7 separate regions of the Mus musculus genome follow, and all the other regions are linked to region 2. A link is a loop called in an ENCODE intact Hi-C map of the cell type or tissue named here. Cell type or tissue: left cerebral cortex. All regions are shown on one strand. Links, peaks and the distances in the headings refer to the core of each region. The heading gives the core; the rest is flanking DNA.

What was found. Peaks named below come from ENCODE experiments on the same cell type or tissue, not always from the same donor. Only the 100,000 strongest peaks of a DNase experiment are listed, where the experiment ranks them.
Region 1: it touches region 2 in a loop (3-fold over the local background); 11 of 42 quality-filtered maps call a loop at or near these places.
Region 3: it touches region 2 in a loop (4-fold over the local background); 4 of 42 quality-filtered maps call a loop at or near these places.
Region 4: a loop joins it to region 2, with 9 times the contacts of the local background. A loop is called at or near these places in 13 of 42 quality-filtered maps.
Region 5: it touches region 2 in a loop (5-fold over the local background); 2 of 42 quality-filtered maps call a loop at or near these places.
Region 6: a loop joins it to region 2, with 13 times the contacts of the local background. A loop is called at or near these places in 3 of 42 quality-filtered maps.
Region 7: it touches region 2 in a loop (4-fold over the local background); 2 of 42 quality-filtered maps call a loop at or near these places.

Annotation. Positions count from the first base shown.
Region 1 is chr3:157,868,276-157,872,972 of GRCm38, forward strand. No RefSeq gene overlaps it. Among named protein-coding and RNA genes, the nearest start is that of Cth, 54 kb to the right of the region's middle. In left cerebral cortex, for the core only: a CTCF peak has its summit at 2,636 (motif pointing left); a DNase peak (open chromatin) is centred at 712.
Region 2 is chr3:157,563,248-157,567,812 of GRCm38, forward strand. It overlaps Ptger3 (prostaglandin E receptor 3 (subtype EP3)), which reads left to right and starts at 3,629. Exons shown (of 4, transcript NM_001359745.2): 1 at 3,629-4,565. The coding sequence starts at 3,771. In left cerebral cortex, for the core only: a CTCF peak has its summit at 2,121 (motif pointing right); DNase peaks (open chromatin) are centred at 2,131, 3,583 and 4,247; H3K4me3 peaks cover 1,198 bases.
Region 3 is chr3:158,003,284-158,007,980 of GRCm38, forward strand. It overlaps Ankrd13c (ankyrin repeat domain 13c), which reads left to right. Exons shown (of 13, transcript NM_001013806.2): 12 at 426-526; 13 at 2,457-4,697. The coding sequence ends at 2,587. Among named protein-coding and RNA genes, the nearest start is that of Srsf11, 31 kb to the right of the region's middle. In left cerebral cortex, for the core only: no CTCF peak of the experiment used is centred there; a DNase peak (open chromatin) is centred at 2,059.
Region 4 is chr3:157,876,231-157,880,927 of GRCm38, forward strand. No RefSeq gene overlaps it. Among named protein-coding and RNA genes, the nearest start is that of Cth, 46 kb to the right of the region's middle. In left cerebral cortex, for the core only: a CTCF peak has its summit at 741 (motif pointing right); a DNase peak (open chromatin) is centred at 743.
Region 5 is chr3:157,634,471-157,638,470 of GRCm38, forward strand. The region is part of intron 2 of Ptger3 (prostaglandin E receptor 3 (subtype EP3)); the gene reads left to right. Among named protein-coding and RNA genes, the nearest start is that of Ptger3, 70 kb to the left of the region's middle. In left cerebral cortex, for the core only: no CTCF peak of the experiment used is centred there; DNase peaks (open chromatin) are centred at 2,104, 2,651 and 3,121.
Region 6 is chr3:159,545,822-159,550,518 of GRCm38, forward strand. No RefSeq gene overlaps it. Among named protein-coding and RNA genes, the nearest start is that of Rpe65, 51 kb to the right of the region's middle. In left cerebral cortex, for the core only: a CTCF peak has its summit at 2,689 (motif pointing left); a DNase peak (open chromatin) is centred at 2,665.
Region 7 is chr3:158,022,180-158,026,876 of GRCm38, forward strand. It overlaps Srsf11 (serine and arginine-rich splicing factor 11), which reads right to left. Exons shown (of 13, transcript NM_001379531.1): 3 at 4,546-4,679; 4 at 662-771. Among named protein-coding and RNA genes, the nearest start is that of Srsf11, 12 kb to the right of the region's middle. In left cerebral cortex, for the core only: no CTCF peak of the experiment used is centred there; no DNase peak of the experiment used is centred there.

The DNA of each region.
Region 1 (4,697 bases), core at 420-4,419, 300 kb after region 2:
GGTGCTGGTTGCATAGGCAGGAGGGAGTGCTGGAAGAACTTTGTTCATATTTGATATTATCTACAAACTGAGCAAAAATATTTAAGGAAGTCGCGTGTGTTGGTGCTTTACAATATCTTTGATCCTGGGACCTCAGTGCTATGCCCTTTGTTCAAAATGTTCTCTGTGTTCTGACCTCTACCCATAATTTCTGCCTCTCTTCCTGTTATTCCTCAAAATCCCCTAATGTTTAAACGTGTGTTTCTTCAGTAACTTACGATTCCTGATACTCATGTTTCTGACACCTTCACTGGAACCCTCAAGGGAAGAGAGAAGACTGACAAAGCCATAGCCTGCAATTGAAATAGTCCACGTATAAACTCAGTTGATGAGTGAACAAGACAGTCCATGGACACTGCTTATCGCATACTGGCTTGATTTCAACTATTGGGTACTGAGAGGCTCTTACGTATTAACACATATATTCCTGCTCTCCCCCTTCATGGCCCCGCCAAGGCCCATCATCCACACCATCACTGCAGCATGATTGTTTTTAGGACAGCGGTTTAAATGAATAGTGAACATGCCGTTACTTTATGTTCCCTAAGGTGCGTGCCACACTTCAGAGACCAGCAGTGACATTTCACTTAGCACACAGAACTTCCTCCGGCTGGCATTTAAGGATGAAGCAGACGGCACTCTCCTCGACATGACAAGCTTTAAAACCCACTTTCATCCTCCATTCATCTCACAAGAGTTAACACGGGTTCCCTGTGAGCGACTTGGCACTTATCATCAAGCTGTTATGGAGGTCTCAGAGTGCTTTAAAATTGACTCAACAGTTGAACAGTTGCCCATTTCTCCTTGGAGAGGCTCTAGAAAAAGTATCTTCCTCCGTTCTCTATAACTATACCTTATTTTTGTTTCTAAATACTTTATAAAAAATTGGAATAAACCACTGACACCAGTCTTTAAGGGAAATGAAATTGAATTTGTAAAAATTTTCCTTCTTTGGACTCTAGGGAGAAATAAGGGCATATTTTGCTCTTAGAATCTGATTCATACTCTTTTTGTAAAAAAGCAACAGGGAGTCTAATAGCAAGACTCATTATCTCTGCTTCAATAAGAGACTGGCCACAGTTGGAAAGATGACTCATGTGAGGATGAGATGGGAGGACCTGGAGATCTAAGACATGAAGTTGGAAATAAGGATCCAGATCTGGGAGTGACAGACACAGTCTTTTTTTTTTTTACATTTATTTATTTATTATATGTAAGTACACTGTAGTATATCTTCAGACACTCCAGAAGAGAGCATCAGATTTTGTTATGGATGGTTGTAAGCCACCATGTGGTTGCTGGGATTTGAACTCGGGACCTTTGGAAGAGCAGTTGGCATTCTTAACCACTGATCCAGCTCACCAGCCCCCAGACACTGTCTTTATACTGGCAAGAATGTTTATAAAGCCTCTGTTTTTCCCAGTCCTGTCAATGTTCTCACAGAACATTGTATCTGGGACATCATGAAATTATTCATTTTTGAGATAGTCTCAAATCTCATCAGCCATCAGTTACCCCAGAGGGGTCATCCACTACTGCAGCGGTGGGGCATACCTTACTTACCTGGTGGATTGGTATCATGGAAATTTAAATTCTTCACTTATGTTAGCAGTTTAATACTGTGTGAAGAATAAATATGACTTCATGTGTAGATACTATTTTTTTCAGAAGGAAAATTTTTGAGAAAAAAAAAAGAAACCATCTTTATCTTGTCTGCCTTAAGTGGCAAAATGTCTCATTCATTATAGAAACAAGTCCCACATATCATGAACAAATTATGGTTTTCAAACAATGAGAAAAATCAGATTGTAAAATTTTGTTAAAGAAATAAACATTGAAAGCGTGAGTGGATCCTGTTACTTTGTCAGAGCAGCAAAGTCCCACGACCTTAATCCTCTTTATATTTTTTTTCAAATTAAATAAAATATGAACATAGAAAAAATGCCGTAAAGGAAAAAATTTAAGTGGAGATGGGTAAAAGTTTGTATTATGGCCTAACAGAAAGAAGGAAGAAAATGCAGCAGTTTAGAGCCAGAGATTGTCTGTGTCAATGTTGATCAACCCACCCTGTGCTCCTCATTCTCTGAAGCTTCCAGACTGACCGCTGAGTGAGATCCACAGAGAGCTCTAGTTTACTTTTAGAGAGAATCAAACAAAAGGCCAGCAAGATGGCAGAGATGGTAAGTCGGCTTGCCACCAAGCTTAATGACCTGAGCTTCACTCCTGGAACTCACATAATAGAAGGAGAAAACCCACAAGTGTTCTCTGACCTCCACCCTCCTGCAGCCTACATGCACATGTGTACAGGCACACAGAAGTGTATACACACATGATGTGATGATGATGATGGTGATGATGACAAGTAAGTGAAATCTACTTTTTTTAAAGAAAAAGACATAGTGCAGAATAAAAGCACTACACTGAAATGCGTTTTAGAGGACAGCAGAGCAGCAGACAAATTCTCTCATTACAAAGCTTCAATTTGGGGCTAGAGAGATGGCTCAACAGTTAAGAGCACTGACTGCTCTTCTGAAGGTCATGAGTTCAAATCCCAGCAACTACATGGTGGCTCACAACCTTCTGTTATGATATCTGATGCCCTCTTCTGGTGCATCTGAAGACAGCTACAGTGTACTTATTTATAATAACAAAAAAGTCTTTGGTCCAGAGCAAACAGGGCTGGAGCAAGCAGAGGTCCTAAATTCAATTCCCAGCAACCACATGGTGGCTCACAACCATCTGCACAGCTACAATGTACTCATATACATAAAATAGATAAATAAATCTCTAAAAAAGAAAGAAAGAAAGAAAGAAAGAAAGAAAGAAAGAAAGAAAGAGAGAGAGAGAGAGAGAGAGAGAGAGAGAAAGAAAGAAAGAAAGAAAGAAAGAAAGAAAGAAAGAAAGAAAGAAAGCTTCAATTTACCACATCCATCTGCTTATTCATTGGAAAGGGTCCTCATTGTCCCATAAATAAGATTTTTACTGATCAGACAGACAAACAAAAGAACCCACAATTTTTAATGTGAGAATGTTAATTATAAGTTAATGCCACCATGTCTATTCCCTGTGGCACGTTTTTCATACCAGTTGGCTGCTGTGTTTCTGTTAAGTCACAGAGCAAAACTAAGTCTATATCAATTGTCTTATAATTCTAGAAGCAGAGGAAACTCTTCACTGTGAAAAAATTGATGCATAATGAGAAAACCATAACATTGTTAATGATGTTTATTATACAGCCTTGGAATTGAGTAATATTCATTTGAAAACCATGCAGAAGGTTAATTATAAAATTTCTGATCTTTAAGTTTGAGGCCAGCCTGGCCTACAGAGAGAGTTCCAGGACCGTCAGGGATACACGGAGAAATCAATGACAATATATCTACCAATAACAGCTAATAATATAGAATTGTTAATTGAATAGCTAATCATGAATTCTAATTTTCTCTATTTTTTTTTCATTTAAAAAGATAGAAAAATCCAGGTTTCTGGACATCAGTGAAGATGCTTTAAAATGGTTAGGAAGATTCCTGATAGACAAAAAAATTCAACAAACATTGCTTAAATAAATGAATGATAGAGATGATATTTCTGAGTTTTCTTTATTGTCTGCCGCCATGTCAATCAAAGTGAGTTTATTGTTACTACAACATAATAACTGGGGTATTTAAACAGTCTGCATGTCTTAGACCATGTTTCTACCTTAAATTAGTCTGTTCTTAGCCGGGCGGTGGTGGTGCACACCTTTAATCCCAGCACTTGGGAGGCAGAGGCAGGCAGATTTCTGAGTTCGAGGCCAGCCTGGTCTACAAAGTGAGTTCCAGGACAGCCAGGGCCACACAGAGAAACCCTGTCTTGAAAAACAAAAACAAAACAAACAAACCGAGTATTTGTTTCCCCCAAATTTCACCTGTTGGAAGCCCAGTGTAGAGGTATTTGAAAATGGCAGCCTTTGAGAGGTACATAGGTCCTGAAGGCAGAGCCTCATGATGAAATCCATGCATTCATAAGAACAGTCAGCAGAACAACTCCCTCCTCTCTCTTCCCTCTACTTGTGAGTCGATCTCAGGACAGCAGCTACCTACACCTTGTCTCCTCCCCAGGTACCACACTATACCTTGCCAGCACTGCTATGGTGGTTTGTCACCACCAGAACTAAAACCTAAGTGTGTTCCCACCTGCAGGAGCCCAGCTGCAAGCTATTTACATATAAGCAAGGTTAACAGGACACATCAGCCCCTGCTTCCTGAGTGCATTTTCAATGTGGTCAGCCCCATTCCTGCTCCTACTGCCATGTCTTCCCCACTAGCAGTGGTGGACTCTTTGGCTCTGGAAATGTAAGGCATGTTAAAACCTTGTTCTCTCAATTGTTTTGTCAGGGTGTTTTATCAAGGCAACAGAAAAGCCACTTAGCACTCAGTTTTCTCATCACTAAAGCAGATACCATTCTAAATGTTCAAAACTGTCACTTGTACAATAATTACTGTGTACATTCAGCTGTGATAACTATGTAAATCCTATTCATTTTCCAAGAATCCTACAGTTTTACCCAGCTTTCTCAGTAAAGCCATCACCACTAACTATCTGTAAGATATGCTTGGTCATCTGCATCTGCTGATTAGTGCTTAGATATGGAATATTATCTATATTACTTGGAAATT
Region 2 (4,565 bases), core at 566-4,565:
AGAACCCATTCTGATCCACATCTCACAGCTGAACTCTGCCCAAAGTGAAGAGGCCTCTCAGAAAAGAAACAAGTACTGAGAAGCTAGAAATCATATAATTGTTGAATATGTCTACAGCTTAGATGCTTCTAAAGGAATGCCTACCCACTATGGGCAATTCAGGATGCATCAGGAAATTGAAAGACGCACCATTACCAGAGAGTGTGGTCCCATTACTGATTTACCAGCAAATTACTGAAGCACAGAGAAGGTCCATCTGCAGTGAACACAGAATAAAGCAGGCATGAGAGAGTGAAGACTCAGAAATAGCAACGGGCTTGTAATTCAGGAATTGTCCAGTGGGTCAGTCAAGTGACCACAGGAAAAAAATGCAACCCAGAGTCACTACAATGTATAATTTCCACTAAGTTATAGGATGCCACCTTCAGAGTAAATCAGCCCACAAATACAAGACTCCTGGGATCCCTCTACTTCCCTCGGTGGGGCTTCTGAAAAATCAAGAGATTGATGTTGAAATATAAACCTGATAGGTGTAGAGGCTTCAATGTGTTGGTTGGCATCCCTAAAACTAAGACAGTGTGTAACAGACCAGGTGCCCAGTGAGTACTCACTGAATGACTGAAGACGAAGGATGAGAAAGAACCACTGTTCTTACATGGCAACAGTGGATCTGGTTCTGAGGCCAAGTCCCTAGGGACGTTTAATGTGGTAAGTTCATACACATTAGCTGAATATTAAAATGTGGTTGAATCTAAAAAAAATGATACAAATGAGATGAATCATTTGCATATTGAAATTAAAATATTAATATTTTAATATTAATCTCTAGAGATTAATTTAATCTCTAAAGCAGAATTTAAATGTGACGATAGGTGAATATAAGCTTTAATGTTTTTGAAAAATGAAAATACGCTCCTTTTATTTCAGCCTCCACTGGTTTATTGGTTAATCAGAGATTCAAGTACAGGGCTGAGCTCATTCCCTCAAGCCTGTGGAAATGATCAGTCTAGTGATAAGATTTGTAATCCCAGCAATGGGGGCAAGGGGGACAAGGATCCTTATCCCTGAGGATCACGGACTAGTCATTCTATCCCAATTTGTGAGCTCCAGGAGATGAGAGACCCAGTCTCAAAGTACATGGAGGGAAAGAGGAGAACATGATCAGGTATTGGGGTGGGGTGGGGGTGACACTGGACTGAAGCCCCGAGGGCCAGCAGAAAGAATAGAAACAGTCAACCTATGGCGGTAGTAGGTGGGGGGACCCTCTAGAATGTATTAGAAACCTGGGACATGAGAGACTCTCAGGACTCAAAGGTAGGGGCCTTAGATGAAATGCCCTACAGTGGGGAGAGGGAGCTTATAGAGTCCACCTCCAGCAGAAAGACAGGACATCAAGTGAAGGGATGGGGTTGCCATCCTACAGTCAAAAACTCTGACCCAAAATTGTTCCTGTCTGAAAAAAAAACCTGCAGAGTCAAAAATGGAGGAGAGCCTAAGATAAAGAAGGTCCAGTGACTGGCCCAAATTGGCATCCAGCTCAAGGGGAGGCCTCAAGGCCTGACACTATTACTGATATTATGGAGTGTTTACAAACAGGAACCTATCATGACTGCCCTCCGAAAGGCCCAACAAGCAGCAGCTGAAAGACTCAGATGCAGATATTTACACCTAACCAATGGACAGAGGCTGGTGACCCCTGTGGTTGAATTAGGGAAAAGCTGGGAGAAGCTGAGCAGGAGGGCAACCCAATAGGAAGAGCAGTAGTCTCAACTAACCTGGACTCCGGAGATCGCTCAGACACTGAGCCACCAACCAGGCAGCATACACCAGCTGGTATGAGGCCCCCAACACACATACAGCAGAGGACTGATGGGTCTGGGTTCAGTCAGAGAAGATGCACCTAACCCTCAAGAGACTTCAGGTTTCAAGGAGTGGGGAAGGTCTTGAGGGGTGGGGGGTGGGGAACATCCTCTTGGAGCCGGGGTTTTGGGGGGAGGAGGAGGTATGGGATGTGGAACAGTTAGAAGGCAGACCAGGAGGGGGATTAAAGAATTAAAAAAAAAAATGTTTTAAAGAAATTCTCTTTAATACAAGATAGTGCATGTTAGCAGTTTAGCCACTAGAGGGGAGTGTCGTTTCAAATGAACTAAGTCAACTCTTGGCAGCTAGCAAAAGAACCAACAGGAAAACAACCAGGAGAATCTAAAAGTTACTTATTTGCAGGGTGAACAGCTAAAATGTAGGTAACTCTGGCTGGGAAAAAAAAAATGCTTCAAGAAGAGAAGGGTTTCTGAAACTTTGTTAAGAGCTGTCAACAAAGGAATACACATGGCTCCAGCTGCATATGTAGCAGAGGATGGTCTTGTCATGGTATCAAGTGGAAGGAGAGGTCCTTGGTCCTATGAAGGTTGGATAGATGCCCCAGTGTAGGGGAATCAAAGGTGGGGAGGTGGGAGTGGGTGGGTGGGTGGAGGAACACCCTCTTAGAAGCAGGGGGAGAGATGTGATAGGGTGTTACAGGGAGGGGCGGGAAAGGGGATAACATGAAATGTAAATGAAAATATCCAATAAGAGAGAGAGAGAGGGAGAGAGAGAGAGAGGGAGAGAGAGAGAGAGATTGATTAACTATCTTTGCCAATACATGTTCTTATGGTCGACCTTCTCAGTAAGCATTAGGCAGGGGGAAGTGACCTAATGAATAGAATGCTAACCACTCAAAGGAAGACCTGAATTGGGATTCCCAACACCTGAGTAAAAGTAGCCTGGCTGTTGGGCTTGGGTGTGTGAGGCCATACCAGGCCGGGAGTCACAGTGGAAGACACTCCATGTTGAAGTCTGACCTCAATGTAAATACGAAAGGACTCTCTCTCTCTCTCTCTCTCTCTCTCTCTCTCTCTCTCTCTCTCTCTCTCTCTCTCTCTCTCTCACACACACACACACACACACACAGCGGGGTGGGAAATAGGGGGATGATAATGTAAACAAGTTAGTTATTAATAAATATAAAATTTTTGATCTAACTAAAGGGTGGCATATTTTCTTTGATGTATGAATTCCAGAATACTCTTAAAATTTAAATGTATCATTATACTGAAATGTCACTCAGTGAAAATGTGAATTTGCTATGTACTTTCACCTGTGTGCTTACTTGGTTTTGGATTTTTAAACTGACATTATCCTAGAAAAGTATTTTACCAATATGAGTTTGGAATTAGTCCAAAGTAAAATAAGGCAATAGTTTCAGGAAGACTTAAAACACAAACTCATCCCTATTCTTTCCCAGATGTGAGTATCATATGTATATACATATGATATTGATACATATACATATATATATTTATATATATATATTAAATAAAACAAATTCAATGACAGTCAAACATGAGGAGAAATCAGCATTGCGATTCACGCAGCTACTAACATGTCAGATTTCGTCTTTTCTCCAGTGTCACGTAACCCAAAGGCTGATGAGCACTTTACAGAGTCCCAGAGCTGGAGAGGCAGACCTAGGGGGCGCGGCGCCAGGTGATCCCAGCCCACACCGCCCTTCGCCTGCCTACTCGCAGCACCGCCCCTCGAGCTCCAAGGCGCGGGAGGAGCCTCGCGCGGCGTCGGGCGGCGCCTGTCCAGTCCCCGCAGCCTAGCGCGGGAGGCGGCGGGCGATGGAGAGCAGAGCCTGGGCTCCGGCTGTCCCCCAGTGCACTCTGCTGCTATCCCGCAGCTGAGCCGGGAGGCTCCGGCCCCGTGCGCCCTACCGTGGCCCCGCCACTATGGCTAGCATGTGGGCGCCGGAGCACTCTGCTGAAGCGCACAGCAACCTGTCAAGTACTACCGACGACTGCGGCTCCGTGTCCGTGGCCTTTCCCATCACCATGATGGTCACTGGCTTCGTGGGCAACGCGCTGGCCATGCTGCTCGTGTCGCGCAGCTACCGGCGCCGCGAGAGCAAGCGCAAGAAGTCTTTCCTGCTGTGCATTGGCTGGCTGGCGCTCACCGACTTAGTGGGGCAGCTCCTGACCAGCCCGGTGGTCATCCTCGTGTACCTGTCACAGCGACGCTGGGAGCAGCTCGACCCATCGGGGCGTCTGTGCACCTTCTTCGGGCTAACCATGACAGTGTTCGGGCTATCCTCGCTCCTGGTGGCCAGCGCCATGGCCGTGGAGCGCGCCCTGGCCATCCGTGCGCCGCACTGGTATGCCAGCCACATGAAGACTCGCGCCACGCGCGCGGTACTGCTGGGCGTGTGGCTGTCTGTGCTCGCCTTCGCGCTGCTGCCGGTGCTGGGCGTGGGCCGCTACAGCGTGCAGTGGCCGGGCACGTGGTGCTTCATCAGCACCGGGCCGGCGGGCAACGAGACAGACCCTGCGCGCGAGCCGGGCAGCGTGGCCTTTGCCTCCGCCTTCGCCTGCTTGGGCTTGCTGGCTCTGGTGGTGACCTTTGCCTGCAACCTGGCGACCATCAAAGCCCTGGTGTCCCGCTGTCGGGCCAAAGCCGCCGTCTCGCAGTCCAGCGCCCAGTGGGGCAGAATCACCACGGAGACGGCCATCCAGCTCATGGGGATCATG
Region 3 (4,697 bases), core at 444-4,443, 440 kb after region 2:
TGGGAATATGCCTTGTTGAGAGAATAGCAATATAGAATAAGCCAACCAGAGGACCAAAGGGCTTGTCATGTGACTGCAATATTAGGACACAGAAGGATCCTGGAATCTACAGAGGATTCTGTATGACCTGAAATTTATGTGAGCCAGCATCATAAGTACTAAGATTAATTTTTCATCATGAAAACAATGAAGCTTAGGCATGAAAATAGAAGTTCACTTCAGCCCTGCCTCCCAAAATGACTGAGTAGCCTGCGGGCTTTAGTAAGCAAGTGTTTTCAGGGAGCTGAGAGCGGCACCCTGTAGTGCACAACTGGAACCTTTCCTCCTCAGTGCTTGGGAAGTTAGTCTGTGAGGTTTGAGCCACGTAGTTCAAGAAATCATTACAGACATGAACCATGGAAACATTCTCTTCTTTTATTTTTCAGATTGTTGAATGTTCTAGAAGTAATAGCACCCTTCAAGCACTTTAACAAGCTTAGAGAATTCGTTCAAATGAAGCTTCCTCCAGGCTTTCCTGTAAAATTAGGTAAGACAAAAAAGTCAGATGGAATTTAATATGGTGTATATTTTAAAGGGCAACAAATATACAAATGACTTCACTTTTAGTAAGCTTTTTTTTTTTTTTAAAGTATTTTGGTGCTTCTGTTTTGTTATATGTATGAAATGCCTGAGAAATAACAGTACCAGATGCAAGTTTGATTGCTATGATTTAAATAAAATATATAAAGGACACAGGAGCAATTCCTGCAGGAGAGTGTGTGTGATCATTTCAAGCACTAAAAGACACAGAGATAACGAAGCAAAAGGATCAAGACTTGAATTGTGTAGACTGCACAGCACCAGTGGAAGTTTAAGGAAGCTGTGTAGAGGGAGAGTTGGCATACTAGTTCCCATCCAAATTCCAGATCATTCAGTATTCACATGGGAAGTCATGAAGTTTAATTCTGCATACTTTACTAGGGTTCTCCCTAACAGCTGATGTAGAATGTCTTCAGCAAGAATGCACTGTGGAGCTAGAGTCAGATCAGCACTGTCACCAGGGTGATAACTTTGCTGACTTCTCATCTGGAACCTTGAGTTTCAGCAGCTTTCTATATGCTGAAAAGTGGCGTTACAGTTTCTGGATTCATCTTTCTGGTGTTCTTTCTCAGGGCTAGGACTAGGTAATGATTCTTGGGTTGATGTACTTGCAGAGATCCTGAGAGGGCAGACTTGGATCATAACAGCTGAACTATTATGACAAAGAATCATAATGTATTAGCAATTACTTTCCTTGTGGGTTGATCCTAACTCCATGTCTCCAGTACCACACACATGTGGTGCGTGATGCACATGAGCAGAGGGACCAGAAGGTCTTTTAACTTTTGGTTTGACAAAGGCACAAACACTTTAGTGCAGAAAAGAGTTTGTTTTTTAACCACATGGTGAGAGTCATCCCAGCACTTTTCCTGGCAGAGGCAGATGCATCACTGAGTTCAAGGCCAGCCTGGTCCATAGGGTAAGTTCCAGGACAGCCAAGGCTACACAAAGAAGAAGCCCTGTCTGGTGGTGGAGGTTGGCTTGCAATCACACCCCCTCCCCCCTAAAAAAAAAAAAAAACCAAAAACCCTCCAAAAACCTAGGAAGTGAACATTCCCTTACCTTAGTTTACAAAGAAGTTAAAGGCCAGTCTTAAATGTGAGCTGTAAAGCTTCTTAAAGAAGTGAGCATAAAGAATTTCTTTTTAAAGAAATGAACACAGTTAAAGGAAATTTACAGATTTGGGTCAAGAAAATTCTTACAAGCCGTATAAAAACTGTTTGGTCGATAGCACCGAGTTTGCTAACTGCTGGGAGACTGTGTTTCTCCAACAGTGAGCATCAGTGGAAGCTGGGAGCATCCTTTCCCTGGTTTTCTAGCATGAGGCTATTTCTGCAAACAAACTAGGTTTACAACAGCAACTTTACTTTCTCCCTGTGGTAGGCTCTTGGCTTGGCTTCCATAGACCCACTATGGAGGCTCTTCACAGATGAAATCTGAGGCTCCTGAGTAAAGTGGGTTAGGAATCAGACCAGCTTCTGTGTGGGCTGTACTGTTTCCAGGAACTAAGAATCAAATGATCAGAGCAGACTGGTGAATGTACTTTCCATCTCCAGATTCAGTTTGAGCCAGAAACTCTTTTATACACCTGCTATGCTGAAGCAATATGATTTTATCAAGTGATGAGGTGTTTCTTGAAGCAAAGGTGTCAAGATTTTAAAAAATCGTGGGGGTTGCACCTGTTCAGAGCATTCAGGGAGCAGCTGCACAGGTCCAGTCCCAGAGCCTTGGAGCCCACTGCACAGGCTGGGGCAGGTGCATATTGGGTTGTTGTAGAAATACTTGTGTGATAGAAGGTGGCTGACTCCAGTGGGCTATCAAAGATGGACATCTGACTACATCTCACTGTTTGTTACATCTCATTGTTTGTTCTCCAGATATACCCGTGTTTCCCACAATCACAGCCACTGTGACTTTTCAGGAGTTCCGATGTGATGAATTTGATGGATCCATCTTTGCTATCCCTGAAGACTACAAGGAAGACCCAAGTCGTTTTCCTGACCTTTAACTGATCCAGAAGAGCATGAGGCTCCAGGTGGCAAAGGCAGAGCTTTTCTAAGCAGAGTGTCAACACATCAGTGATGTGATGAAAAACTGACCTCTAATAAAACATCCACAGCTTCCTGATGTGCCATTCATTCATCTTTTTAAAGTCACTTCCTGTCTGTAATAGTTTGACACCCAGTGACCCTGAGACCTTCCTATGTAAAGCAGCTGTGAGTGCTGTGATTTGTTTTTAAAGATTTTTACACTTCTTGTTGAAATATATATCAAATAAATATATCTATAGCTATATCTAAAACACTCCTGGACCATTAACGTAAATTCTGTGTCTTAAGAGATATGAAACCCTTTGAAATGCGTCACCTCTATTCAGGGTGGCATGTATAAATGTTCCTTTAAGCTTTGTTTTCATCATTATGTATAGTTCTGTAATTTGAATGTTTAACCAACTAGAAGGAATGCAGTTTTCTGAGGTGAACAGAGCAATGGTAACCATCAGTTTCATTTACAGCCTGTTGCAATACATTCCGAGGGAACGCTCCCTGCAGGGAATGTGGTGCCCCCCCCCCCCCCCAGCACCTTGATAACAGTTGCATTTATAGCTGCAATGCATTCCAAGGGAGTGCTCCCTGCAGGGAATGCGGTGCCCCCCAGCACCTCCATGCAGCTCATCGTGGTGCTCTTTGTTTCACCTGAATCCTTTTTCAGTGGAAACTGTTTGTTACTGATCTTCCTTTCATAGAGCTTCTATTTTTTTTTTTTTTTTTCCTAAACTTGAGTTTAAAGGTCCTTGTTCTGTTGATAGGTACGGTAACATGCTTACAGCTAGCCCTCTCCTAAGTATCAGCACTTTAAACAAATTCCAAATTTTTAAACTTGCTTCCTAGTAAGTGCATGTAAGTCAGATTATTTTTAATGGAATATGGATGCATTGGTGTCAATTTTAAAAAATAAATATGTATTTTGGACAATTATGTATTAATGATTTCAAAATAAGGTAAAAACATTTTATATGTAACAATATATTTGTTATAGGCTAAACGTCCAGAAACACACAAGATTGAAAGTTCTTTTTTTTTAAGTCATAGGAAAATAATTATTGATTTGTCTCCAAAGTGTTAAAATCATGCATTACTCACTTTTACACCTAAATTTTTTTCATATTTATTAAAAAATAGTTTAAAGATCCAAGAAAGAAAAGTAGGGAGAATAATGTTCAAATCACAATAGTATCATGTTTTATTAAAGACTTAGCTAAATGTTTGTGTCCTGATGAGATGTGTCAAGATACATTTGTCAGGTTGTTACAGTGTGACTAGTAGTTTAAACTTTGACCAAGACTTTTATTGAAAGATGACTTATTTAAAAATCCAAAGTGTTAGCCATAAGATAGTTCTCTCTCTCTCTCTCTTTTTTTTTTAAATTTATTTAATGTGGGTACACTGTAGCTGTCTTCAGACACACCAGAATAGGGCATCAGATTCCATTACAGGTGGTTGTGAGCCACCATGTGGTTGCTGGGAATTGAACTCAGGACCTCTGGAAGAACAGGTAGTGCTCTTAACCACTGAGCCATCTCTCCAGTCCCCGATATTTATCTCTTTACAGTTGCATCTCACATAGTGATACCACCTGGCATATGTTGACATTTTACTTTTTCTAAGAAAAATAATTGAGTTAAAAAAATCAAAGCCCTCACCACTCCAGTAAGTGATCTATTTAGTTTTAAGAACTGAGAAGCCCAAAGCTAGCATGATGAAATGGAGGCAGTGGCTGATCCAGTGACTTAGCTATTTAGTTCTGTTGTCAATCATGATTCCAAGGTTCTGAAAGGCAGTGACACTGTTGCTTTAGGCTCATTGGCTTGAACATGTAGGAAGAAATGATAAATTTGCAGCTTGGGATTTAGAATTTCTTAAACATGTGAATATTTTGCTGGGTAACACTGGAGATAGGACTACTGAAAATTGTTGCACTGGATTGTACTACTGAAAATGGTTGCACTGGATTGTTTTGAGACTTCAATTTACCTTTAATGAGTAGTAGAATCAGATTGTCCATTCCAAAATGTTTTTTCTCTGATCACAAAGAACAAGTGTATCTCTTATGATGGT
Region 4 (4,697 bases), core at 312-4,311, 310 kb after region 2:
AAGCATGCATACCTAGATGGGTGGATGGATGAGTGGATGGATGGATGGATGGATGGATGGATGGATGGATGGATGGGTGAATGAATGATTGAATGAATGAGATGTATTGCTTCCGGTCTGTCTGCTGCTTAGCTCTGTCTTCACCTTCACTCCGCTCTGTCTTTCCTTTCAGGGTTGAATCTCACTGACTCTCAGAAACAGCCTGTGCTTGTGGGACGTGGAAAGTCATTGAGGTTCTCAGAACACAATTTCCTCAACTCACAGCCTCAGCTTCACCTGGGCACTTGGCCCAGATGCAAAGGTTGGCCTTCGTTCCAAGCGAGTTTCAATCCCTTGGGGTGATGCTAATGGACTCTGTGATAGGGCTGCCCCTGGCAAGCTTTACTTAGGGAAGATCTGGGTCTGGTGCCAAGAGGGTATATCTGCAGCTGCTACTGTGCTGACCGTTGTCTGCTGTGATGACCGGGTAGCGCTGTCTCACTGTCCCTTTAAGTTCCGGCTGTTGGATGACTATTTTGGTTTCATGTTCCTTCCTTTCCATAAACTCCCATGGTCTGAAGCCACCTAAACATATCTCCGTTTGTGCTTTCTGGAAGAACCTAACAGCACAGAGTGAAATGACAAGTACTTTTCCATGGTTCTCCCCATTTGAGTAATTTAACAATGCCAACCCTAAACAAGTGGGGCACAGCGCTTAAAAAACAGCCCAGTGCTTCTGGCTGTCGACTCTTCCTTTAAGGACCACTAGGTGTCGCTTTCTGCTGATTAAGAGACTCTCCTTTGTGTCTAAGGTTGGAGTTTGGCTTCCTGTGAACCCAAGAGTGATGTTCTTGTGTTTTGAGAACTAGCTCAACTTGTTTTTCTTTTCTCTTCTTTTCTTTTCTCTTCTCTTCTTTTCTTTTCTCTTCTCTTCTTTTCTTTTCTTTTTCTCTTTTTCCTGGAAAAGAGTTAACGTTGTTCTCCACCCTGACAGAAGTTGCATTTATCTTTACTTTGTCCTGAGGGAAGTCTGACAACTGGATCCAGCACAATATTTTGTGTTTAGGGTTCCAGTAGCTAACTCTACAGCTCAGAGGACATGAGATTCCTTGCAGGAAAACTCAATAGAATGGATCACACTTAGCCATGGATCCTGAAAACAAATACCTCGAGATCAGAGAAGTAACAACTGTGCAAGTTTTGTCATCTTGTAGAAGTGCTGGTTTCACGGATTATCCAAATCAGTATTTCCTTGATCACCAGATAACCTTTTCTTATTGGAGAAGATTTTCAAAAGATTTGTCTTCAAAGTGTCTTGTGTATCTAATCTTTCCTCACCCTTTGAGAGCCAGGTCCAGCTTCACCACTCTGTCAAAGCCTCAGCAAAACTCGTTCTATCCTTAACTCCTCCATGTTCTGTCCTTGCTCTTACCATGTAACTTCCTGTAAGTTATGAGAGGGACTACGCCTTGTATGAGAGGGTATAGGCACCAGATGAATGATCCACTATTAAAGTTTTTATTGTAAATATGAGAGATACAGAGAGAGACCAAAGGCATCTGGAAAAGAATAGAGAGAGAAAGAAGTAGACTGAACATAGCCTGGGCTATGGAAGCAGAGGGGTAAAAAGAATACTGGAGAAAGAAAGTTAGTAAAAGATAGAGAATAGAGCAGAGAGAATGCAAAAATAAGAGGCAGAAAGACTGAGAATAACAGGGACTAACTAGCAGATTATAAAGAGGATGAACAGCTGAAGGGAGGCAATGGAGACTTTGCTCAAGGGAGCCTGGAAGTAAGCAGCCACTTACCAAGGGTAAGTGTCAGTCAAGCCAAAGGTCCCTTCTACCAGAGGTAAAGGAAATGACTCCTTTGGGCACATGGAACCAGTTTCACAAGTTCCTGAGTGAACTCTGGGTTTTATCTAACCACCAGAAATCCTCCTATAGTCCAGGTTGAACTCATTTCAGGATATTTCTGAGGCCTGAGACATAACAATTCCCACACTGAGTTTCTACAGTAAATGCTTCTATTAGACACAATGGACTGCCCAGAACACAGCAGCAGATGACCAATGACCACCTTCTGGACAAAGAACTTGTTTTGTTTTCCTTATTTTAAGTAAAAGGAAAGCAAAATTTTTATATCAGTCAGGGTTCTCTAGGAGAACAGAACTGATAGAGTGAAAACATATTAGAGAGGCTTACAGGCTGTGGTCCAGCTAGTCCCACAGTGGCTGTCTACCAACAGAAAGGCCAAGAATCCAGTACTGTTCTATCCACAAAACTGGATGTCTCAGTAGTCCTGATCTGGCCTGAAGTTCTACTGCTTTGGATTCCTGAAGAAGTAGGTTCTAAAACTATTGAAGGAATGACTCAGCAACAGGGTAGATGAACTTGCAAGCAGGCAAAAAGCAAAGTCCTTCTTTCTTCCACTTCCTTTTTGGACTGCCATCAAAAGGGTTGGCCCAGATTTGAGATGGCTTTTCCAATCTCAGAGGATCCAGTCAAGAGAATCCCTCACAGGCAAGCCCAGCTGCTTGGGTTTTAGTTGGTTCTACATGTGGTCAAGTAGACCACCTCAATCAACCATCAAGTATTTTTTTTTCCAATGAACCCATGTTTGCTTCCAAAACACCTACATGGTAGAACAAAACCATAGGCAACTCCAGTCCCAGGGGCCTGACACCCTCTTCTGTGTGTCTGCAGACACTGAGCACACACGGAACACATATATACAGGCAAAATACCCAAAGGTAAAATAATAATAATAATAATAATAATAATAATAATAATAATAATAAAGGTTTTCTTCCATTTAAAATTTGGGATTTCACAGCTCTTTTTTGCTATATTCATTTATTCATTTCTTTTGTGTGAATAGGCATACACATGGAGGTCAGAGAATAACTTGTTCCTTTTACTGTGTGCATCCTAGGGTTCTAACTCAGGCTGTTAGATACATTAGAAATTCTTCTACCTTCGAAGGCATTTCTCAAACCAAGTTCCACCATTCTTTAGGCTTTCAGTCGTGAGTCTCTTTGCCTTCACCAGCTGAGCTATCTCTCCAGCCCCTGATTCTGCTCTTCTTGACTGCTCAATTAATGGGCTCTCATGAAATCATTTCCCCCATGGGAATAAAAGATCAATTCTGACTGCCACCTTAGAGTCCAAGAAAAAAGAAAATACCACAAATTCTGGGCTCAAGAAATTCTTCCATTGCCTTGAGCGCCCCACCACCACCATGTCCTTAGAGGCCTTCCAATTTCTTCATGTCTCATATTTGGGTCACGAACATGGCTTTTGCATATGCGAAATAAGCGGCCAATGACAATTTAGAAAAATATAGAGCCTCAAATGTTTCTGTATTGTTAGCATATATCAATGCTCACTTAATTGGGAATAACGCTGAGCAGGCTCTGGGTTTTTAAGTTGTTGCAGATCATTCTATTTTATCTTAACTAGAATAAGCCTTTTAACAGAGGTTGTAGAGACGAAAACACCATGTGGTTAAGTGAGACTATGAAGGGCAGAAAAATTGGGCACTAGAGGGACTGGAAGGATGGTTCAATGGTTAGAAGCAACTGCTGCTTTTGCAAAGGATCTGGGTTCAACTCTCAGCACCCAGCTGTGGCTCACAGCCTTCTAGAGCTGCTGTCCCAGGGTATCAGACATCCTTGTCTGACGTCCACATCATCAAGCATAACCGTGGTGCACAGACATACATGCAGGAAAACAACTCACACACAAGAAAAAATAAATAGCTAATTTTAAAGTGATAAAAATATAAACAGCTGTGTTGGTTTATTTATTATTAACCTGAAATGGGCCCGGAACTGTGTTATCTAGGTTGTGTAGTTATACTTCTAGAGATGGTATGTTGAAATCTTAATCCCCAAACTTATGCATAATGGTATCCAGAGGTACTTGAATTTGGATGACTACATTACCAAATTTATAAAAAGAAAGGTTAGCATGTTTGCAAAGCTCTATCATGTACTATCTGCCATGTTCTGATGAAGGAAAAGGACTTTACCTGATATCAATCAGCTACATGCTCTTGAACATCCCAGCCTTCAAAACCGTGGCCTAAGGAAGCCTCTATGCTTCGTAAAGTACCCAAACTAAGATACTGAGTTAGAGGAACAGGAAACAGAATAAGACATATTCCAAACCATTTTGGGTGGTTTAATGGGTTGCAGTTACCAGCAATCACTTGTCCATTATGTTTTTATGTGCCGCCCAGCCTAAATGGTCATCTATTCAGGCCATCAGTGGAACTGACTGACTCCCTTCCTGTAACCACAGGTATTGGAAAATGTAGGAAGCAGGCGTGAGCTGGATAAATCAGGAGTGGAATTTCTAACCTCACAGATGCAAGCACCTTTCCATAAGGTGGGGAAAGTTGATTTGTAGAAGGTTGACCATAGCCTGGAGTGGACTTCGATGCTCTAGAGGTTTGTTTGGGTGCAAACTTGAGTAGTTATCCCTTTGTAAAATTGGGTAATAAGTTTTTAATTTCTGTAGAGTTGCTGTGGGATCTCCTGAGGCAGGGGACATACCATATCCACAGTAGAAAAGCACCAACAGCTACAGGTCTCACAGTCAGACCCTGTGGCGGGCATGTTGGGAGTGCAGCAGCTTCATGTTCCCCATGTTGCCTGTGAGGCTGAACAAAGGGAAGACTCATAGGAAGGGGTGCTACACAGCAGAAAAGTTAAA
Region 5 (4,000 bases), core at 1-4,000, 71 kb after region 2:
CATAGAGAAAACACTGCTCGCTGGCTTTCTTACACAGGGACCAGATGTGGGCACTGAAACAAAGACTAGAGGCACGAAAACCATGTTCTGAAGGAACCTGTGTCCACATGACTGTGCAGGGATGATAAAGGAGGAACTGAAAAGTGCTGTGGTTAAGGAAGGAGATTCTCTAGCAGTGTGTGTGTGTGTGTGTGTGTTTGTATGTGCGTGATGTGTTTGTATGTGTATGTGTACATGTGTGTATATGCATGTGTGTGTTTGTGTGTGTATGTGGGTTTGTATGTATGTGTGTTTCTTTTTTCTTTCTTTCCTTCTTTTAGAATTAATGCTGAAGAGATGCTAAGCAGCTAAGAGCACTGCTCTTGCAGAGGACACAGCTTCTGTTCTTGGGACCCATATGGCATTTCACACCTATAAATCTAGTTCCAGAAGATATGATGCTTTCTGGCCTTCATGGGCAGACACATGATGCACAAATATATACTTAGGTGTACACACACATGCACACATGCACACATATGATGCACAGACATATACTTACGTGCACACATACACACACATATACACAGACATGATGCACAAATATATAGTTAGGTGCACATATATATATATATATGATGCACAGACATATGCTTAGGTGCACACACACATACATACATAAATATTTTTTTTCCATTTTTTATTAGGTATTTAGCTCATTTACATTTCCAATGCTATACCAAAAGTCCCCCATACCCACCCACCCCCACTCCCCTACCCACCCACTCCCCCTTTTTGGCCCTGGCGTTCCCCTGTACTGGGGCATATAAAGTTTGCGTGTCCAATGGGCCTCTCTTTCCAGTGATGGCCGACTAGGCCATCTTTTGATACATATGCAGCTAGAGTCAAGAGCTCCGGGGTACTGACAATAAGAATCATTTCAACTTGATGGTTGGGATATGGATTTGTTTTTTCCTTATATTTTGCCTGTTGATGTTTTAAAATTTAAGGTAATGTTTTAACATTGGTTCATTCAAAAATTATTGTAAAATTTAGATTATTATAGAGGTTTGCTTTAGATAGTGTCTTAAATTTTTGTTATTAATTTTTAATTAAAATATAATTTCCCCTTTCTTCCCTCTAATCCTTCCTATGTTCCCCTCCTTGTTCTCTCTTGAAATTCTGGCCTTTTTCTTTAACTGTTATTATTGAATATATAGGTGTGAATATATGCAGCTGAATATGTAAGCATAACCTACCCAGTCTGTTTAGAGTCACGTGTATGACTATAACTTCAAGGCTAACCACTTGGAATATGGATTTTTATTGTTACTTTTTTTCTTATAGTATTTCACAATATGGATTTTAACTGATGCAATGTTCAAATAAAGCGTGCAAATCCTCCTGGAAAATAACCATGTAAAGAGGAAATGAAAGCCCACAGCAGTACAGAGATGACTGGCTGTGTGGAACCATAGCGCCTAAAGACTTTTTATCAAACTCTGTGGGAAGCACTGTTAACTCCTTCATAGAGAAGCACTGAATTATCTGAAGCCCTGCCTCTGGACAGCCCCCCATGCATCACCTCACACCTTGTACTCACAAGCACCCCCTTTACTTTCTGTGATGATGTCGGGGTTTTAAAGGAAAACACCAAGTTTTTCACTTCATAGTGAGAGAAGTGAAGATCTGCCGGAGATGAGGGCCATGCTCAGCTCTCAGGTTCTTTGGGATCTGTAGTGAGATGGTCCAGGTGTAACCACAGAGATTGAGAGGTGAGGGCTCCGTTTCTCAGCCTTTTCCTGCTATCTTCCAGGAGGATCCTCCTACTGGGAAATTGATTTCACCCTGCACATTCTTCCTTCTCAGGCTTTTGACATGCAACGACTACAGTGACCCTCAATGTGCATGAAAGTCTTGGGCACACAGGAGAAGAGGGGACATTGTGTTCTCCAGGCACTACTCAATCTTAGCACAGAGAGAAATGCTGTGGCAGGCAGTGTTGGCTCAGACCTGCTACTGTACCTTTAAGAACGAAGCCTTTCCTCTACAGCTCTCCTCAAACATTCTTTCTATATCCCAGGAAACCCAACATCTCCTCAGTCATTTTTATATGTCTCTTTCTCTAAGCTGCCAAGGCATTGGGAGCCTATGTTAACGTAAGGAGGGCAGTGTGATGAAGATTTATTCTGCTTAGAATACATGTCAGTATTCTGGGAAAGCATAGAAACCCACTGAAAACGTCCAAGTTCAAGCCAAAGTGCCACAGTCCCCAAACCTGCATGGTGAGAAGAGGCTCTGAGCCCCAAGACATAAAGGACAGATGCTAATCCACCTGCAGCTGCCTCAGGCTTACAGCAGCCAGGGCCATGGAGGCCCTCTTCCTCATTCACAGAGTGATTTGGATTGCAAGAACTAGAGGAAGGAGCCAGGAAGCTCTGAGGAGCTGGAAGGGGGCCTGATGAAGGGTGGACCAAAAGGACTATACTGAGTCAACAAAACTACTGAGAGCCTGTCCCTTGGCTGAGGTGGCTCACTGTTCTAGCCTCACTCTAGAATAATTTATCAACTCAAACACATGGGGACCCAGATGTGGCTCATGATCTAGATTTGAGCAAGTTACTTACTTCATGGAAACATCAGGATAAGCATTTGTCTATGAGTGGAGCTAATCTCTACTTACAGACACTGTGTGAAAACACAAGATCACTCATTAAAATACCCTGGAGTAATTAGGCTGTTCTAGGATAGAGGCTAGACACTCTCAGAGGACATCAACAAACACACATGAACATCTGGGGTTCATGACAAGCAGCACTGGCCAAGTCCCTTGTGAGCTTTCATTTTGGTCAGTAGTTCTTATTCTTTCTCCCTCCAGTCCTTCTCCACTCCACTCCCCTTCCTCCCTCCCCTCCTCTCTCCTCTCTACCCTCCCCTCCTCTCCCCTCCCCTTCTCTCCCCACCCATCTCCTTCCCTCGCCCTCCTTCCTTTCTCCTTTCTTCCTTTTTTTTTGAATAGCTTATGCTCTTGGCTGTTTATAAGTAGATGAAATCTGCTGATCTATTCTTGGGTCTCATGTGGGACAAAAACAAGGAAACTGGATTCCAGACAAAACTTTACCAAAATCCAGCTTTGTTACCATAAAAACGACTTGGCTTCACATCACCATGTGTAAATTTAGTTAGATTCCATGATCCCCAAGGCTCCTTCTAGCTTTAAAAAGGGCAGTTTTGTGTATTCACAAGATTATCACCTTGTTGTGAGTGGTTGGCCCTCTGCCTAAGAGCTGACCCACCCTCAGATGAGCTGTGAGTTTCTACACTAGGTAAGGTCAGACTTCTTCATACTGTCTTTTCCTGCAATTAGATCCCCTTTCTACTGTTTCCTGTTATTCCAATTGACTTTCTACCATATTAAAATTCTTTAAAGGAGAAATCAGGCAGTACAGTCTACATATCATTGTTTGGATTATGAAAAGCCACTGGCTATGAGGGGTTTGGATTTCCATTTAAACATCCCAAAATATCCCTTCAATTTCATCTCTATCGTATATGTTTAGTTATTAATTGTTAACTGACCAAATGACTAATTTCTCTTTTAGTATCATGAAAAAAATTTACTTTATCCCTCATCAGAACAATGTGTTCATTCCAGATAATAAGGTCTTGTTCTTTTTATACAGAACGGAAAGGCCAAGTTTATATACTTTAGAGATTAATCTATTGTACAGATATGCTTCCCTTAACAACAGCAGTACCAGTAGTGGCAACAAATACTGAAAGTTACTAACAGAATGATTTTTATTAATGTTGAGTGAAATTCAGCAATGGGCATGAGAGGAAGCAATGTATGCAAGATATACTAGCTGTAAGTTGGTAATGATCATTATACTTGTGTGTTTTGAGCTAAGATCTGTCACATTTTGTATGTGACCCTGGACTACTTTTCTGTCCCTCAGTTTCCTTCCATGTCACAGGAAGATGGTGATAATTTAGCAAATTAGTATTGGTAAGATGTTTA
Region 6 (4,697 bases), core at 290-4,289, 2.0 Mb after region 2:
GGTGGTGGTGGCGGTGGCAATTTGTGTGTGTGTGTGTGTGTGTGTGTGTGTGTGCGCGCGCGCGCATGCATGTTTCCCTTCTTTTCGTTTGGCTAGTGTTGGATAATTTATTTCCTCTGTTTTCATATGTATAGTGAATCTCCTTGGATTTGAGTTTTCCTTTTAGTATCTTCTGCCAGGCTGGGCTTATAGATAGTGTATAAATTTGAGTGTTTATACGATATGAATATATTGTTATACGATATGAAATATTGTTTCTTTATGGTGATTGAGAGTTTTGCTGGGTATAATAGTGTGGACTGGCATCTGTGGTCTCTTAGAGTTAGCAGGACATCTAAAGGTCTCCTGGCCTTTAGAGTCTCCACAGAGAAGTCATGTGCAAGTCTAATAGGTCTGCCTTTATATGTTACTTGCTCTTTTCCTCTGGAAGCTTTTAATATTCTTTCTTTCTTTATTCTGTATGTTTATTATTTTATTATGTGGTAAGGGAATTTTCTTTTCTGGTATAATTTATTTGTTGTTCTGTATGCCTCTTGAACTTTTTTAGGCATCTCCTTTTTTAGGCTAGGAAATTTCTCTTCTATGACTTTGTTGACAATATTTTCTGGACCTTTGAGCTGGGGTTCTTCTCCTATTCCTATTATTCTTAGGTTTTGGTCTTTTTATGGTGTCCCAAATTTCCTGGGTATTTTGTGTTAAAACTTTTTAGATTTAATACTTTCTTTGACTAATTTATTTATTTATTATATAATATCTTCAGTGCCTAACATTCTCTTTCATTTCTCATATTTTGTTGGTGAAGCTTGCTTCTGTAGATCCTGTAAGCTTTATTAGATTTTTCATTTCTAGAATTCCCTAAGTTTGTGCTTTTTTTCCCCTTCTATTTCCATTTTCAGGCCTTGAACAGTTTTATTCCTTTCCTTAAACTTTCTTTTGATGGGGGTGGGCTTTCTTTAAGGAATTTATTTATTTCTTCTTTAAGACCTCTATCTTTATAACATTAATTTTAAGGTAATTTGTGTGTGTGTGTGTGTGTGTGTGTGTGTGTGTGTGTGTGTGTGCTTCAGCTGTATTGGAATATTCAGCATTTGCTGTAGTAGGATAGCTGGGCTTTTGTGGAGACATATTGCCTTGGCTGATGTTGATTGTGTTCTTAAGCTGGTCTCTGGGCATCTGAGTTCTAGGTGATTATGGATTTAGGCACCAATTTCTGATTTAGACTTTGTTGGATAGGTGTTTTGTTTCTTGGTTTCTGCTTCCTCTCATCTTCTGGTCTGTGTGTCCTCTGATTGGCAGGAATTCTCTGCCAGGCTTGGGGGCTGGAACATGCCAATGAGGAGAGGAGAGGAGACTAGAGATAGTATTGAGTGGAGTACTTAAAAGGTACACTGATTTGATTATTACATACTGATTAAATTAATTGTAATACTATGACATAAACATGCACAATTGATGCATGTGAATTAAATAAATAAAAGCTTCATATAATCCAAGAGATAACTGAGAAATACTGTTTTAGACTGACTACTTACCTGAGAACTGCTGCTAACTTCCTCTGGCCACTCCTTGGGCTCATTGTCTTAAGTAATGATCTTATGGCCTAGTTGGCCATCATTGGGAGGAGAGGCCCTTGGTCTTGCAAAGATTATATGCCCCCAGTACAGGGAAATGCTAGGGCCAGGAAGTGGGAGTGGGTGGGTTAGGGAGCAGGGGGGGGGATATAGGGGACTTTCAGGATAGCATTTGAAATGTAAATGAAATAAATATCTAATAAAAATTGTTTTTAAGAAAGTAATGATCTTAGTACTACTGAACCAAACAGTGTGTGTAGAAGGCTTACATGGAAGCAAAATATGTATATAAAAAAAAAGTTATAGAACAAAATTTTAAAAAGCAATGCAGCTATGACAAAGCTTCAGATGAAGTTATATCAAGTTTTAAGTTCTAGTGCTGGGTGATTTTTCAGAATTCTCCAAAATCACAGGATAATATTTCCCCTGCATCACTGTACAATCCAGCTGCTAAATGCAGAGCACTCCTGGGGGAAGCAGACCCCTGAAGGAGAATGATTCAGCACTGGGGACCCATAGCATTAAAACAAATTAAAAGAGGTCTGTCTTACTCTCCAAAAGACAGAGAAAGAAGGAATAATAGCAGTAGTTTTAATATTTTAATGTCTTCTTATTTCTCATTAAAAAGTAGATACAATTTATTATAGATAATTTAAAAATAAAAATTTATATCTCTTACAAGTGCATCATTGCACTAAGAACAGAGATAAATAATCTGTTTTGATCATTATGTACAATATCAGACTTTTTGATTCATATGTGTTTATTAACTGATTTATAACATCAGAATCCAAAAGATTTTCATCCATCTTCAGCTGTTAGCCATCCTGCTGACCCCTACATTGATAACTGCATGGGTAGAACCTCAAGTTCCAGCAGAGGACCTGGTGCTCTGGGTAGGAGTTATATAATCTACCTGTTATTATGCTGATGAACATTATATGCACTTCAATAAATCGAAAGTTAAATTCAACCATAAACTTCAAGGAACTATTCAGTTTGTAAATCACTCAAGGGTCAGCTAAGGTTTATGTTTTGAAACCAGTGTTGTATAATTCCTAATTATCTTTGCAATTTTATAGAAAGCCTTCAGTTAAGTGAGAAGCAAAGGGCAGCACTGCCATCTACAGGCTTTTGATAAGCATTTCATACACGATTTGACTGCTCAATACTTATCGCTTTATAGAATAAAACAAAAAGTAAACTTAATAAAAATTTAGCAAGAGTAAATTTACAAGTATATTTACTTGTTAGGTAGTTTTTAGCCACTAAACTAGTATCAGCTCTGATGTCTATATGTATAATCAAAATGTTAACCATAATACACAGGTTGTAGAATAGTTGTGAAATAGTATGCATATAAGAATCAAGCAGGAGAAACCCACCCTCTCCTACATGGCAAGGGTGGGCAATAGACACATAGAAGCCCATCTGCAGCCATGACACATGCTGTGGGTAGGCAGAGGAAACACAGAGACCTGCCTGCTGCCATGCTCTGCAGCACAGGAGGGGGAAGATGTTCAGAGACTCAACAGCTACCATGCCACATGGGCAGGTGCTACATCCACTCCAGTAGTGACACTCATGACAGGCCAAAAGCCTGGATGCAGTCCTGAGACAAAGACTTTCACGGAAACTTAGTCTCCTGGAACTGTGGCATTCCATAGCATGTATGCTCCAATTTTGTCCTTGTGAATGGATCTGTGTGCTTCCTTTCAGTATTGTTTTGTTATAGGTGACTCCAAGCAATGACTTGCCAAATACCTAAGCAAAATCGAACTTTGCTTCCTAGCCTTCACCAATGCCCTAGGTAGTCCTTGAGGCAACCCTGGGCTTGGAATTCAGTAAGAATGTTGCCTATTCAGTGACATTCAGAATTGCCTCTAGTATTGTAAGAGAGATAGTGAAAGAAATCAGGCTTTACTATCTACTACATAGAGTTTGAAATTTCAGGGCAAGCTTAGCAAAGTAAGTTTAGAATTCTTACTATAGTTATGTATGGCATACTACATTACTTATTAGTAGAAATGTCCCCCCACACACACTATCACTCAGAATAAAAACCAAGTCACTCCCATACACAGGAATTTACAATGGTTTAGGAAGTAGATCATGCTGTGTTTTTAGAGTATTGCATTATTCATGAGATGGTTAGCTAGAGTGGAACTCCCTAATTAGAACCATGACTTGGGTGTGAAAGCCTTTGCCCTAGGAGTGTAAAGTCCTCACACCTGGCTTCTAAGACTATAGCTGACCTTAGATAGAGCTGACTTTGTCTCAGTTGTTTTATTGCCCATTTCCTGCCAGTCTTTGTGTTTACATTCCTCTGTTTTGTGTAAGAGTCATTAAGCATCCGGTAACCTCATTTGTGCATTGCGATGTGTCACCTAACTTCCCTATTTTCTTCTGTGCAAAAAGTTTGATGCTCAATTTGAAAAATTACATTCACATTCTACACAATCTCTTGTGTTGATTCTGTCTGTCATTCATTCACCGACTCCTTGTCCACCTGCAACCAAAGACCCATTCTATGCAGACAGGGACCAAAAGGGTCTGCAGCAGGCATGCTATAAACAACTAGAAGCCTGCTTGCCACCATGCCATATAAGAAGGAAAAGGAGATCACCCAGAAGCCTGCCAGCCAAGTGCCTCACCTGCAGCAGGAGCCACTACAATGGACAAATATGTGATGGACAGATGAGAGAGAAAGAGAAATGGAACAGTCTTATCATTATGAAAAGAGCTGGAACTGGAGACAGGAGGGTGGAAAGGAATAGCCTATTGTGCGTAGCCAGTCCTGCCATCTGAGACCATGGTGACATCCCACCCCATGCTGCTGCTGCTGGGCATGTCTGTACCAATGGCCAGGCAGCTGCAGGGGCTGGTGTCAATGTCAGTGGTTCATATTACCACTAGAGACTATGGTCTTGGAAGCTGCATAGGACCACATATGTCCAGGGGCTGTGCAGAATGCCTCTTACTGGTTGTGACACTGTAGAGATAATGACCCTGCACCTGGTCAGGACAGCACAGTGGACCTAGCCCTGGCAGCAGGTGCTCCAGTGAGCCATACTAGAGGGCATGAGTGTGACTGAACTGACCCCACCATTTGTCTGCTGTGAAGTG
Region 7 (4,697 bases), core at 446-4,445, 460 kb after region 2:
CTGGACATAATTATGTCCCAGTAAAAATATATCAACAGAAATGAGGGTTGTGGTTTGTAGTTCCTCACACCTGTCCATATGATGGTCAACCTCTCATTTTCTTATAAAACATTAATTCTCTATGATCTATAAAGAGAAATGGCCCTCTCAATATAGCCTTAAGTACTAATTGCATCCTCAATGAAAACCAGCTCTGTGCTATGATGACAGGACCCTAAGTACTTTTCTTCTGGCTGCTGTCATTTATGCATGCTGTCTACTGTCTGTTTGGATACTAAGGTAGAGGCTTCTTTTGGAAGCCCCCATATCCTGTTCTCCCAGTTTTAGCATTATCAAGTACAAATCTCAATACTAAATAAGTCCTCTGGTCAAAATGTTTGTGTTCCTGTTGTGCAGCACTGTTCCTCACAGGACTGCTAGTCACTCATTAGATGTATGGTAACTCTTATTCCCTAATCATCCCCCCTTTTTTTTTCCTGATTTACACTGCCAAGATCCTGTCTTCTTGACAGAAGTTTTAGTTAAACCACAATTAAATCAACACAAACATGCAAAGTCTTACAGAGGCAGTCTGACTTTCCATTCATGTGCTGAAGTCGTCTATTGTCAAATACTACCTCAAACACTAAACATACCCTTTCTAAATTCAATGGGGCCATACCTGGGTAAGTGGGTTGGGGGTAGGCAGGAGTCCACCACCAGGCAGAAGACCTGCCACTGCATTAGCTGGTGCCAATAGAGACAAAGCCTTAGTCTCATCAGGAATAACTCCTGCAGAGAAACATCCTTGCATGAGAACACACTCTCTTTGAAGACAGAAAACACACAAAAACACCCAGAAAATGTCTCCCTGATACACCACCTGAGTTTGTTGAAAGTACTTATGTTCGCTAAAATATAAAGTTTGATCTCTATGATTATTTATCATTAATTTTATGTCAGAATGAAACTTCAATGTGTGAAAATTTGTTTCCTTTTTCTCTACAATGGTTAAGTTTCTAGAGTAAAAAAAAATAGCACAATACACACTACTGTTTTGTTAACACTGCCAAGATTTCATCACCTGTACTCGATTTTTAAGTCATGAACCAAACGTAAGCAAGCACAGTCGGTTCTCCAGGGGTGTGCTCTCAACTTTCAAAAGCTGTTTTATGAACAACGACTCGTGTCGGCTGCTTCACTATAAAGCACACAGAAAAATCAAGATACACAAGACAAAAAAAGTTTGATTTAGGGGTTAATAATATGGTACAGTTACTATGATTTTCTTTACACCTACCATACAAATTTTGTAAAAATTAAAAGAAGGAAAGTATGTAAAGGAAATATTCTGTTGGAATCAAGAGTAGGGCTTTTGCTGACTCATGACATGAATATGAATGTTTCTGAAGGTCTCTGAATACACAGGGGAAATGTGTGTAAGGGGAGTAAAGGGGAGAGGGAGGGAGAGGGAGGTAGAGAGAAAGAGAAGGGGACGCAGAGAGGAAGGAGGGAAGAGGAAGGGAGGGGGAAAAGAGAGAGAAAGAGAGAGAGAGAGAGAGAGAGTGAGAGTAGGTAAAACATGGCACATTCCTTACCTGTACAGTAAAATGCTTTAGGTTCCAATATGTGCCATGCTAACCATATCAAAAAAATGTTGCTATATAGTGTCAGTTCAACATCTAACTTGTTCAAAACTCCTTAAGCCCAAAACCACATGTATGCCTGCTTTTAAAGCCTAATCTGTGTATTCAGATAAAATCTAAAGGTCCTAAGACAAATTATTTATGTAGACAATTTAAATTCTATCCAACAGCAAAAGCCCTATACAGATGGATTAATCTGTTAATGTGCCCAAGCCCCCAAAATGAGAGTTCAATAATACAATTAAACTACATATTTGCAAATACCAGTAGTATTTCTGTAATACATATTAAGAAACTGCATCTCATCATAAAACATACAATATGTACAGGGCACTTAAGAGAAACTGGATAAGCTGCAGAAGAAAACTGTTGGGTGGTATTTTCAGCAGGGCCTGGTATATAGTTCAGGCTGAACCAGGGAAAAGAACTGTAAAACACAACAACAAAAAAGAAAAACCACTGTTAAATAAAGGTAATGGTTCCTTCCACCTACACTGAGAAGTGCCGATAATATAAACAAATGTATACTACACAGCACTGCTATCTTGCTTGTGTCAGAGCTGTCATCAATTTAGATACCGAGAGTTATGGAGGGGAGGGGAGATGATCATTTGGATATAGGGTATTAATGCATCAATATTAACAAACCTACAAAGATAAAGGGATAATTTTGCATGCAAAATTATGTCTCAAGAGGATATATTAAGTATAACATATTACTCAAATTAAGTGCATCTCCAACATTTCTGGCAAACTAAAATCCTCTTGAATTTATTGTGAGACACCTGAGAGAAGATCTGCATCCATTAAAAAAAATTCATGCATCTGATCCTCTGATTAAAAAAGGACTAAAAACAAAACTACAATTTAAAAATAGCAATGAGGCCCCTCACCAGTTAATTTTCATGCGTCAAGAGTATTTTTTTTTTACTGCTGCTTTGATAGAACCATGAAATACTGCATGAATGTGTAGAAATGAAAGAAAAAGAAACAGACAAAAGAAACAAACATTAACCAAGGAACCTAGATGCCCCCAAATCCATTACTATTAAGAGCACCTTCCACATCCAGCTAGCTATCTCTGTTTTACCAAGTGAGGCTATTCTTACCGTATACTTTTTGGTCTATTGTTCTAACACACTGACCAAGAGCCAACACCAAGTGTTAAGGGCTAAAACCAAGTGACTGGTGACAAAGGGATTGAATATATCAGTTTACTTGTGGAGGGAACATTAATACAGCACATCATACCACAAATTAAATGCAGCAAAAACAGATTCCTGAACTAAGTATTTCTAAAGCTCTATATATACTCCCCAAAACCTCACTTTCAAAATCACATCTACAAAAATTACTATGGCTTAAAATAATTATAAAGACCCAGATATATGATATACTATATATTCCATCCCAAGCTCATTGTATTATGGCTAACTGAAGCACTCTGCACATTACTCACATGACATGACCGTCTCAAGACCTACTGTCTACTTTACTCATCCTGAATTGAGTTCTGTAAGTTCTCTGTTGGTGTAAGGTGGTGGTTAAGTCTTATCTTAAAGAGGCATACTGAAATAAAAGGAATTGCTTATCCAAAATACACTAAATCAGCTTCTTTCTGACTTTTCTTTCATAGAAACATTGTTACTGGCCTCACATCTCTCACTTTAGTACACTGTTACCAAAATAGCATGCCTTAACTTATCTCCGAATATAATTTCTTTAGAAAAACCAGAGGCAATTCTCTATTAGACATTTCACAACTTTCACAAAGTATGGTGGCAAATCTTCACATTTGTCTTCAATTATCTAAGAAGCATCTAAAAAGCAACAATTACAAGATACAGCTTCCACTAACCAGTTTATTAAAGGAAAGGGAAAGCATGTAGATCATGGACAGTATATTCAATTATTAAGTTAAAATTTAGTACGTATATCATGTCAATGATTTCCTCAAATAAAGATTTATAGTTACCAAAAGCAAACCAAGCAGCAGTTTACTGGGAACAAGCTAACTGTAAAGTATGCCTTAGAAAAGTTTTACAAAATGGCATTAAAATAGTGCTGTCCTGTCACAGTGGCTTTTAGATCCAAAAACCTGCTCATTTTTTTTTCCTGTCAAATTACTGTAACAGCCTAAAACGTAAAAAGAGAGAAAATGCAGTTAACAAATGGTGACAGCAGGAAACACTTGGGGGCTCGAGTGCTCGCTGGTTTAGTTAGTGTCTAGAGCCTGCAGCTGCAGAGCACCCACTGTGTCCAGCCATCTGGGAGGGTTTTGCATGTGCCTTCTCCACTACAAAAGTCACACACACAACAGAGAGAAGAGTTTATTATTTTGAGATATTCTAGAAAATATAACAAGAACAAGAAAATCTGCCATTAAAAACAAACACCCAGTGTCCATCTGGCACCTAAACTATAGGAAATCTTAAACTTTTACAAAACTAAAATTATTGCAACCCTTGGTATACTGGAATTCAGCACGTGGTTTTTGTTTTTATTCTATTTTAAGGTTGGAGTGAGTGAGAGAATAAAGGAAATAAAGCTGACTTAGCTACTGACTTTAGAACATAAGCATCATGCATTAATTTGAAGGTTCCTGTGAGGATGATATGAATGTTTACCTTTGGGACTTCTTAATACTTAACATTAATAGATCTCAGAGTTTGGAATTCAGTTTAAAAAGCTTAAAAATATTTTAAAGATAGCAAAAAGTTAATTACCTTATAAAACAGACTTTATTTCTCAGTTTTAGAGTAAGAAAAAAACCTCCAAGTCATAATTATGGAGTGCAGTATAACAAGGGTTTCAAAGTAATACTTGGAATCTGACAGGCTAGTGATGCTTACTCTACATCTACACTGTGGCCAATGGCCAGGCAGGGGTGCCCACATAGGTAGTGAAACAAAGCACAAACCTTCAGCATATGGTACGACTATCAAAGCTCTGTCAACGAACACAGTGTTTGTCAGATGCTGTGCCACAACTGCTGAGTCTGGATCATGGAACTTAACAAAGCAGACACGAGAGGAGACTGGCAAAGGTGAGTCACTAAAAGATAAAGAAATA